Linked DNA regions of Homo sapiens: region 1 is linked to region 2. Evidence: chromatin loops called from intact Hi-C (ENCODE). Cell type or tissue: heart left ventricle. All regions are shown on one strand. Links, peaks and the distances in the headings refer to the core of each region. The heading gives the core; the rest is flanking DNA.

Region 1 (5,369 bases), core at 111-5,110, 130 kb before region 2:
CGGTCACCCCATAAGCAAGGTCAGAATTCTGGGGACTGCGCTGGGTGCGGTGGCTCACGCCTGTAATCCCAGCACTTTGGGAGGCCGAGGCGGATGGATCATTTGAGGTCAGGAGCTCGAGACCAGCCCAGGCAACACAGTGAAACCCTGTCTCTACTAAAAATACAAAAATTAGCTGGATGTGGTGGTGGGATTACACCTGTAATCCCAGCTACTTGGGAGGCTGAGATGGGATGATTGCTTGAGCCTGGGAGGTGGAGGTTGCAGTGAGCTGAGATCACACCAGCCTGGGCAGCAGAGTGTACTCCAGCCTGGACAGCAGAGTGAGACTCCGTCTCAAAAAAAATGACCTTTGCATCTGAAGCAAAGGTCAAGGGCCCAGTTGCTCATCTGTAAGTTGACAGCTACAAGGCTTCGAAAGTGCAGCACTCCCTGGGGCTCGGGCCTTGGGGAAGGGCCAGGAGGGGCCTTTTGGGCCTCACTTTCCCCGCCTCCCCTCCTCTCCTTCCACGCAGTAGAGCAGGAACAAGGTTAAGAGTGTCTCCTGCCTCCCAACCCCACTCTTCTTCCCATTTCATCACGGAGGGGTCGCTGGGCGACTGCGACCTTGTGGCTCTCCGGGGTTGCCTGGGCCCATGGAGGGAATGTGTTTACTTCCAGAAAGGCACAAAGTGCAGGGACACAGCAGTGGTGCTGAGAGGGTGGGAGCAGATGGCAGCCAGTGCCCACCGTCCATCTCTGTGTCTCTGGCATCTGTGAGCACACCAACGGCCGGGGGGGCAGGCACATCAACGGCCGGGGAGGGGGCGGGCACACCAACTGCCGGGGGGGCGGGGTCTGGGTCTGTCTTGCTCTGGGCTGTGTCCCAGGTCCAGATCGGCTCCTAGCAGAGTGGTTGCTCAGGCAGCATCTGCCGGAGAGCGAGTGGGTGCAGAGGCTCCGTCAGCCTCCTGTGAACAGTCCCAGGGAAGGCTTCCCATTGGCTGCCCAGGTCTCAGGTGCATGCAGCCGTCGCTGGAGCCCAGGCAGGGGGGCAGTGGATGGCCTCGTGTGGGTCTGCTCAGCCTCACTGGGGTTTGCTCTCCCCACCCCAGGGGTCTGGGCCAGTGTCTTGAGCTGATCCAGAGAGTGAGGACTGGAGGGCCAGGAAAGAGTCAGGACAAAGTGACCCTGGCCAAGGCCACACAGAGGGGAGGGGTGGCAGGCCAGAGCACACGGAGGAAACGGCCCCGACGGAGATGGGAGTCTGTGGGGAACACGGCCAGCGCATTCGAACTGTGCGCGATTTGGTATATTCTCCTCTCCTCTGTCTTTCTCTCTGTGATTATAAAGAGTCCTTTTTATAAAAATAGGTTCAGGCCAGGCACAGTGACTCACTTCTATAATCTCCGCAACTTTGGGAGGCCAAGGTGGGAGGATGGCTTCAGGCCAGGAGTTCAAGACCAGGCTGGGCAACACAGGGAGACCCCATCTCTAGAAAAAATTTAAAATTAGCTGAATATAGTGATGTGTGCCTATAGTCTCAGCTACTTGGGAGGCTGAGGCAGGAGGATCTCTTGAGCCCAGGAGGCGGAGGTTGCAGTGAGCCATGCTCATGCCACTGTACTCCAGCCTGGGCAACAGAGTGAGACCCTGTCTCAAAAAATACGTATATAGGCTGGGCACAGTGGCTCAGGCCTGTAATCCCAGCACTTTGGAAGGCTGAGGCGGGTGGATCACGAGGTCAGGAGTTTGAGAGCAGCCTGGCCAACATAGTAAAACCCCATCTCTACAGAAAATACAAAAATTGGCCGGGCGTGGTGATGGATGCCTATAATCCCAGCTATTCGGGAGGCTGAGGCAGGAGAATCGCTTGAACCCAGGAGGCAGAGGTTGCAGTCAACTAAGATCACGCCACTGCACTCCAGCCTGGGCGACAGAGTGAGACTCTGTCTCAAAAAAAAAAAAAAAAAGAAGAATCATTATATATATATATATATATATATATATATATATATATATATATATATATATATATATATATATATATATATATTTTCAAGGACTTCATCACTTTTGTAAGGGGCTTCTTTGAATCCTCGAAACTCTGATCCAGGGGAACAAGCTGTTTGCATCCTGGGGCAGTGGGAACCTCACGTGCCAAGGGACGGTGGCCGTGCTGTGTGCGTAGAGCACCAAGGAGGCCAGGCGGGGTTGGGGCGTGTGGTGGTTGCAGTTGAAGACCAGCTTCTGAGCCCCTGCGTGTTTGGTGGGAGGGGAACCTCTGAGCGTAGAGTTTCCTGCCACAGTGCACTGGTGTGGAAACTGAGATGCTGTGAAGTTCCTAGAGAAGTGGGGGGTGTGTGGCAAATTGTTTCTGAATCATGGGAAATGGTTTATGATGCACTGTCAATCATTCTTCACTTAAGTGTAGTAAATTTTATTGTTATTCTGGGCCACTTCATATTTTGGTTTTGTGAATAAAAAAATATTTCCTGGCCGGGCACAGTGGCTCATGTTTGTAATCCCAGCACTTTGGGAGGCTGAGGCGCGTGGATCACCTGAGGTCAGGAGTTCGAGACTAGCCTGGCCAATATGGCGAAACCCCGTCTCTACTAAAAATACAAAAATTATCCAGGCATGACAGCGGGCACCTATAATCCCAGTTACTGGGGAGGCTGAGACAGTAGAATCGCTTGAACCCAGGAGGCGGAGGTTGCAGTGAGTTGGGATCGTGCCATTGCACTCCAGCCTGTGCAACAAGAGTGAAACTCCATCTCAAAAAAAAAAAAAAAAAAAAAATTTCCTGAGAGCTGCTTTTGTCGCCTGGAGCGCCGGGGACCCCACTCTTCCCAGAGCCCCTTTTCTGTGGGCTCTCCACCAGAGGGAGCGTGAGGACCTTGTGTCTGGGGTGCAGCAAAGGATCTGGATTCCCCACAGTCCTGGGGTGAAATGCAGGGGCCCTGGGGACCCTTGAATCAGGGGTTGAGCTGGCAGCCTGAGCCTCAGCTTTAGTTGTTTCCCTCTAGATCCTGGTGTGGAAAGCTGATAAAAGAGCCGGCTGCTGCTCAGGGTGGAAGGTCCCAGGCTGAGCCCACACATGGCCTGGGGACAAGGCAACCAACCGAGGCATCCCCTCCAGTTCCCCACCCACTCATGGCCCTGGCCCCTCTCTCCTGCAGAGGTCGGATCCGCAGCTGCTTGCCCGGTTCTACTATGCCGACGAGGAGCTGAACCAGGTGGCCGCGGAGCTGGACAGCCTGGATGGGCGGAAGGACCCCCAGCGGTGCACGCTGCTGGTCAGCCAGTTCCGCTCCTGTCAGGTGAGCCACGGGGCAGCAGAAGCTGGCTGGCCCCGCTGGGCATTGGACAGAGTGGCCTGTCCTCAGTAGACCAAGGCTTTGTCACCTGCTGGCCCCCTGTGGTGGCGTTGTCAGGGTCGGGTGCTAGAGAAGCCAGGCCCAGGAAGAGGGACCATCCCGGGCAGGATGCGTGGGGTGGGTAGCCGGGCTGGAAGTGAGAAACCGCACGGGACACTTGGGGGAGCAGAGGCTGGGAGAGCGGGGGCAGGGGGTGCGGAGTGAGCAGGCTTCTGAGCCAAGGGGCAGCCAGTGTGGGAGGGGTGGGCCTGCCCAGGTGCTGGTGCAGAGCTTGGGTACCATGCAGTGGTCACACTCTGCCACTGACTAATGGTGCTGCCAGCATCTGCTGCATAATTGACAGATGGCCCTGGAAGCTGCCGCTAAAAATACCCTGGCCGAGGTTTTCTTCCCAGTACACCAAGCACTCAGAGGCATTTCCAACACAACGGCAAACGGCATGCTGCAAAGTTTTATCAAGTGATGACGAGGGGTTTTCACAAAGTTCCGGAATGTTCTTGGTGTACTCTTCCCACAGGGTCTTGCTGAATCCTTGCGGCCATGGGAGGTGGGGCCTGACACATGCTCCTCCAACAGGGGGGAGTCTATCACTGTGTCACCGTGGTCCTGAGGGTCCCACCCTGTGGGGCTCCTGCAAAGTGGCCAAGCTGGCTGCACCCCAGCCCTGGCTCTGGGCCTGGCCCTGCTGCGGTGGGAACTCAGCAGCATTAGGGCCCTGTGTGTGGCCAGGACAACTTTTCTGGCCGGATCAGGCTCTGGGCTCTTTTTTGGGCTGTTCAGTGGCAGCCTCCACCTTCCATGTGTTCAGATGTTCCCACAGATGTTCTGGCCCCTCCAGGGACAGCCTCTGTGGGTGGGGAGAGTCCCTGCCCCCAGGAGCTCAGGTTAGAAAGACCTTCTGCCCAGGGGACAGGTGCTGGGGGCCCTGGAGCCTGGAGGAGGAAAGTGCCACGGAGGAGAGGTGCTAGACCTGCCCCGTGGCCCCACCGATGAGGAAGGGGGATCAGATGCTATTCCTCATGGCAACCTTTGGGGAGGGGCTCTGTTCCCTTTACATGCTCTGTGACCTGTGTGCTTTTTTGTTGACTGACAGAGTTGATGATAAAGCCTGGTTTTAAGTGAGTTTGAGAGGTGGGGGCTGCCAAGCTAGGTGGCCCCTTCTCAGGCTTCCCGCTGCCACAGGCTTTAATTGGGATGTATCACCGTGAGAACTGCCCTGTGAGAAGGATCTGGAGGGGGATGCTCCCAGCATAGTGAAGGCCTTAAACACTCAGGTTCTTCTCCTTGCTGCTGGGGTCTTTGAAGGAACTGAGAGGGTGTGGACACTGTCCAGGTCCCTCAGCATCATCTGATTCGGGCTCACTTCTGTCCACTCCGCTCCAGGGCCCTGCCTCTGGCTCATCTCGTATCCCACTGGCTCCTTTGTGACCCTTCTTCCCTCTTCCACGCCTCCCCCTCTTCCTCCCTCCTCCTATCTCCCCTTCCTCCCCCAGCCTCCTCCATGTGGGTCCCACGCCCAGTCCTTGGCCTCTTCCTGTCCACCCCCCGACATGGCGGCCTCATCCTGCTCCATGTCTGTGCTGAGCACCCCCAGGGGAGGCTCTCAGCTTCTCCTCCCCGCAGATCCAGGTGTGCTCCCCGGTGTTCCTCCCAGCTCCCTGAGGGCATCTCACAGGGCCCACCTTACGCCCAGCACAGCTGGACATTGAACAACATGGTTTGAACTGCACAGGTCCATTTATACATGCATTGTTTCAACCTAACTTGGATCTAAAATACAGTATTCTCAGGACACAAAACCCACATATATGGAGGGCTGTGCAAGTTCCGCTGGTCCAGCCGTGGGACTTGAGTATGTGCAGATATGATATACGCTGGGGGTCCTGGAACCTGTCCCCTGCGTGTACTGAGGGATAATTGTATTTCATGTCTTTTTATGACATTATAAGTGGTATTGCTATTACATGTCAATTTTTAAAAATAAGCCAGAACCATAAACGAAGTGTTTCC
Region 2 (5,369 bases), core at 49-5,048:
CTGCTCTCCTCCTGCTGTGTGGCCTTGTTCCTAGCAGACTACAGACAGGTACTGGTCCTCACTTCAGGGGTTGGGGACCCTTGATCTATGATGTTTTCATAACAATGAAATCACCTAATGATGCATTTCTCAGAACATATCCCTGCATGACTGTAATTATGGCTTGTATATATCTGTGCCAACCCAACCCCCCTCGTCAGGTGGCATTGGCTGAGGCATTTCTTGCAATGTATCACATTTCAGCTTCCCCAGGCTCCATTCTTCTGATCTCCAAGGCCACTCCCCAGTAAACTTTCTGCTGACAAATCTCAGTCTCAGGGAACCTGATCTGCTACAGTTGGTGGCAGGAGTGGTCTGAGAAAGTAGACATGTGATTTTGGAGTTTGGTCTCCCGCAGGTAAGCTGGCACTGATGACCTCATCACAAGTTGTGGGTGCAATACAGATGGTAGCAGTGGAGTTAAAATTTTGGCTCAAGGTGGGTTTGTCTGGCTTACTAGTGGGAGCAGCTGCACCAGCTGGGACAATACTGCACATCTGAGAAGTACAAGGCAGTTGAAGACAATGGAATTGGATGGCTGTGGCTGGGAATAATAGATCCTGTGGAAAAATAAAAAAAAAAAAAAAAAGGCCGTGGGTGATAAGCAATTAAAGGCTAAACGTGAAAGCCAGAGGGCTTCCTGGGCAGCCTATAAAGTGACAGCCTGTAGCCGTAGACCCAAGACTTAGTCCTGATTGCTCCAGAGAAACTTGAATTTTCAGCCCTGGTGGTGTGCTAGGGGTTTTTGTTTTGTTTTGTTTTTTGTTTTTTGGTGATACCTAGGCTGGAGGTCTGATCAGGCTCACTTTAACCTCCGCCTCCGGACCTCAGGTGATTCTTCTGAGTAGCTGAGACTACAGGTGTGCATGCCCGGCTAGTTTTTTTTTTGTTTGTTTGTTTTTTAAGTACACATGGGGTTTCACCATGCTGCCCAGTCTGGTCTCGAATTCCTGGGCATCTTGAGCCTACCAAAGTGCTGGGATTACAGGCATGAGCCACCTCCACCTGGCCAAGATTAAGGTCTTGATCTGAGGAAAGAGGGACCAGACCCTGAGATACAGGATGGGAACCTTTGGATTGGTATATTTAAATCTTGATTGAAATACCACAGGGAGCCAAGAAAAAAAAAATCTTGAGTATCGGACCAGTTTGGGCAACATGGCGAAACCCATGTGAATGCAAAATAACAGGCAGGTCTCAATTTAGAAAGTTTATTTTGCCTAGGTTAAGGACATGCCTATGACACAGCCTTAGGAAGTCCTGAGACGTGCCCAAGGTGGCTGGGGGTAGTTTGCTTTTAAACATTTTAGGAAGACATGAAACCTCAATATGTGTAAGATGTAATTGGTTCGGTCTGGTAAGGCGGGACAACTCGAAGAGGGGGCTTCCAGGTTAGAATTAGATAAGAGGGGCCAGGTGCGATAGCTCACCCCTGTAATCCCAGTATTTTGGGAGGCTGAGGCGGGTGGATCCCTTGAGGTCAGGAGTTCAAGACCAGACTGGCCAACGTGGTGGAACCCTGTCTCTACTAAAAATCGAATATTAGCCGAGCATGGTGGCAGGTGCCTGTAATCCCAGCTGCTCGGGAGGATGAGGCAGGAGAATCCCTTGAACCAGGAAGTGGAGGTTGCAGTGAGCCAAGATCACACCACTGCACTCCAGCCTGAAGGATAGGATGAGACTCTGTTTCAAAAACAAACAAAAAGTAGGTAAGAGACAAAAGGTTGCATTCTTTTGAGTCCTTGATCAGCCTTCCACTGAATACACAATTTAGTGAATCTGTATTTTTACATAAACAGTGGGGAGGGGAAGCAATCAGATCCCCATTTGTCTCAGGTGAACCTCAGAGGCATAGAATTTGACTTTGAATAGAATGGGAGGCAGGTTTGCCCTAAGCAGTTCCCACCTTGACTTTTCCCTTTAGCTTAGTGACTTGGGATTCCCAAGATTTTATTTTCCTTTCACAGTTATCTCTGCAAAAAATTAGTGGGGCATGATGGCACGGAATCCCAGCTATTTGGATGGCTGAGGAAGGGGGACTGTTGCTTGAGCTTGGGAGGTGGAGGTTGCAGGGAGCTGAGATTGTGCCACTGCACTCCAGCCTGGGTAACAGAGTGAGACCCTGTTTCAAAAATAATAATAATAAATTTTATTTAAAAAATAAATCTTGAGTATCAGATACCTCTGAGACCTGCAGAAATGGCCCCACCCTGAGCGCTTCCCCCCACCTTTGCTGGAGAACAATGGAGAGCTTCTGTCTTGAAAAATAAGACATGCTCCGTCATTATGTAATAATACTTCAGGAGAAGTTTTTGGGATGGGGAGGGAGAAACAGAAAAAACAAACAAAGTTCATAATTCCCCAGATCTTTTTGTATAGTTATACACATGCATACGTATGTCATTTCATAAGAAATTGTGAAAAGATTCATAAATGTTTTGTTCAGGCTTTTTCTTTTTTGCGGCCCCCTCCTCCTCTCCTGGTCATTAAGTCACAAAATAACCCTGTCGAAAAGTACTGGGCCTGTTACAGTCCAGTCAAGGGACAGAAACCGTAGAGTAATTTGAACAGGGAATGTTTAAGGCATTACTAACTAGCAGGAGTAGCTACCAGGAATAGCTTTAGAGAAAACTCTAAAGAATCCAGCAAGAGCAGACAGGGAGCAGCCTCCCCTGCTAGGGCTGAAGTGGGGTGCCGAAGGAAGGGACAAATTTAGCAGGGTCTCTCCCCTCAAGGCCGAGATTCAGACTGTCAGAGGTTGTGGATGTAGCCCACTGGGTGGCCAAGAAGTTGGCTGAAGTGCCAGTCAGTCTGGCAAGTGGGAACCCACCTATGGGGTATCACTAAACTCACTGAGAAGTTGGTAGGGGTGCTTGTGAAACTCAGTAGGAAGCTGCCCACGGGGATTGACTGAAACTTGCTGGAGGGCTGGCTAGAATGTCTGCAGAAGTAGCTGGGAAGTGGCCAGTGGGGCTGCTCATGGGTGTCTAGTACACTGGTTAAGAGCTGCAGGAGCAAGAAGAAAGGAAAGCAAAGCAAAGCACAGCAGAGGCCTCATCTCTGACAGCGTCCCTCTAGCACCCTCTGCTGACGGAGCTTAACATCGTGCCAGGTGGCAAAGGAGGTGTATTTTCTGTAGGGCGTGGGGTGCAACGAGGGGTGAATTTGTAGCTGAGAGGCGAATTTGTAGCTGGGAGACAGTATGTTGATAACTGGCACAGGGACGAAAGAGATTCTACTCCAAAGGAACTGCAGGACCTAACTGGCCATATACAAGCAGGCCTGGGAGAGTACCTATGGTGGGCTGGGTCTGAGGGTGCTGGATCAAGGCAGGTGGAACTAAGGTTGGATAAGGGAGAGTTTATTTATGCGGGATCACTTCAGAGACACTGGATTTGACAACCCGATGAAGATTCCAAGAGGTGGTGCCAACATACTGCTAGGATGGCTTTTAGTTCCTTGTAGGAGAGGGTTCATACTAAGTGAAGGAGAAAGATTAGAACTGCCAGGGCAGATGGTAAAAGAAGGCATGAAAAGCCAGGAGAGGTGGACATGCTAGAATGGCCATATTGTGGAGGGCTGGGAAACTCAGCAGGTAACATTGTTCTGCAGAAGGGCGCTCTGGATGCTCTATTTACCGAAGCAATAATGAAAGCTGATGAGGGAGTGGGGAGCATCGGCTTCACTGAGAATCTCAGTGGTGTCTGCTATAGACCAGGGCTGATAATAGGAGATGCCTCCTGATAACAGTCAGGGAGATAGGATCCTGACATAGAGGCCAGGTGGTGCTGCCTGTCAGAAGCAGGGTAGATACAGTTCTCGTAAAGTGACTTCAGACCTGGAACCAACTGACTGAAGGAGAGGCCAGGTCCCCAGGAGGAAGGATTATGCAACACCATAGTGAGTGTATATGGCAGTTATTTTTCCTGTCTTTCCGCCAGGGAAACCTGTGGCCATTTACTCTGGGAACTTATACAAGGGGGAAAGGGATACTGAAACATTCATATGATATTGATACCTGGAGACCTAAAGTATCATCATGGTTTCTCCGTCAGAGGCGCAAGGACTCAAGCAATAAATGGAACCTTGGCCCAGATTACACTATAATGGGAGGGCTCACTCCGAAGCCATTTTCCAAGTCCCCACATGTTATTTGGAATGAACAGACTGTTGGAAGAACCCTCAGGTACTGGCTCCTTGGCCTGAGGATGAGAGCTCTCCTAGTGAGTAAGCTCAAGTGGATGACGCTGAAACTGCCTTCCCAGCAAAGATAGTGAATTAGTATAGCAATATGGCAACCTAGGAGAAATGGCAGAAGTTAGTGCCATCCTTAAACCCCTACAGGATTCAGGGCACAGGGTGGTCCCTGTCATATGTTCATTTAATTCACCAGGTAGGTGCTCACAGAAGTCAGATCCTGGAGAATAACAATTGACACCACAAATAGTTGTGACCAAGTTATAGCCCTAATGACAGCTGGTGGGCTGGATGTGGCATATGCAATTAACAAGGCCTCAGGTATATGAAATGCAATTATTGATTTGGTGAACACATTCTTTTCCATCCCTGCAGAAATATTCACTCTGAATGGACAATATAAATTTGCACCTTGCCCCAGTGCTATGTTATCCCGCCACCCACTGTTTTGATGACATCATGCCAATCAGCATAAGCAAGAAATGGCAAGTTTGTTAGCTGTCTTGCTGTCCAAAACATGGGAGATAAGCACACAGATATTCTGGGGCCCACCACAACCATGAAGTTTTTGGAAGTTCAGTGGTCTGAGGATAGGTAGGATATCCCCTTGCAAGTAAAGGACAAATTAGTGCCTTTTTTTTTTTAAGGCAGTTTCACCCTTGTTGCCCAGGCTGGAGTGCAATGGCACAATCTCAGCTCACCACAACCTCCGCCTTCCAGGTTCAAGCGATTCTCCTGCCTCAGCCTCCCAAGTAGCTGGGATCACAGGGATGCGCCACCATGCCTGGCTAATTTTTTTTTTTTTTTTTTGTATTTTTAGTAGAGACGGGCTTTCTCCATGTTGGTCAGGGTGGTCTCGAACTCCCGACCTTAGATGATCCGCCTGCCTTGGCCTCCCAAAGTGCTGGGATTACAGGCATGAGCCACCACGCCTGGCCACCTTTTTTTATTTTTTATTTTTCCCCAAGAGACTGGGTCTTACTGTGTTGCTCAGGCTGGCCTCAAACTCTTGGGGTCAAAGTGATCTGCTTCAGTCTCCCGAGTAGCTGGGACTACAAGTGCACACCTGGCTAAATTACTGCATTTTTAAGAATGAAGCATTAAGAATGAAGATGTTAACTGGTCGAGTCATC

What was found. A loop is a pair of places that touch in the nucleus more often than their neighbours do. Peaks named below come from ENCODE experiments on the same cell type or tissue, not always from the same donor. Only the 100,000 strongest peaks of a DNase experiment are listed, where the experiment ranks them.
Region 1: it touches region 2 in a loop (3-fold over the local background); 19 of 110 quality-filtered maps call a loop at or near these places.

Annotation. Positions count from the first base shown.
Region 1 is chr4:2,351,866-2,357,234 of GRCh38, reverse strand. ZFYVE28 (zinc finger FYVE-type containing 28) reads left to right here. Exons shown (of 13, transcript NM_020972.3): 2 at 3,162-3,302. Among named protein-coding and RNA genes, the nearest start is that of ZFYVE28, 64 kb to the left of the region's middle. In heart left ventricle, for the core only: CTCF peaks have their summits at 2,852 (motif pointing right) and 3,648; DNase peaks (open chromatin) are centred at 3,444 and 3,624; H3K27ac peaks cover 532 bases.
Region 2 is chr4:2,217,955-2,223,323 of GRCh38, reverse strand. All of the region lies in intron 3 of POLN (DNA polymerase nu), which reads left to right. Among named protein-coding and RNA genes, the nearest start is that of HAUS3, 21 kb to the left of the region's middle. RefSeq lists an enhancer at 1,239-2,163 and a silencer at 3,105-3,194. In heart left ventricle, for the core only: CTCF peaks have their summits at 2,931 and 3,130 (motif pointing left); a DNase peak (open chromatin) is centred at 3,123.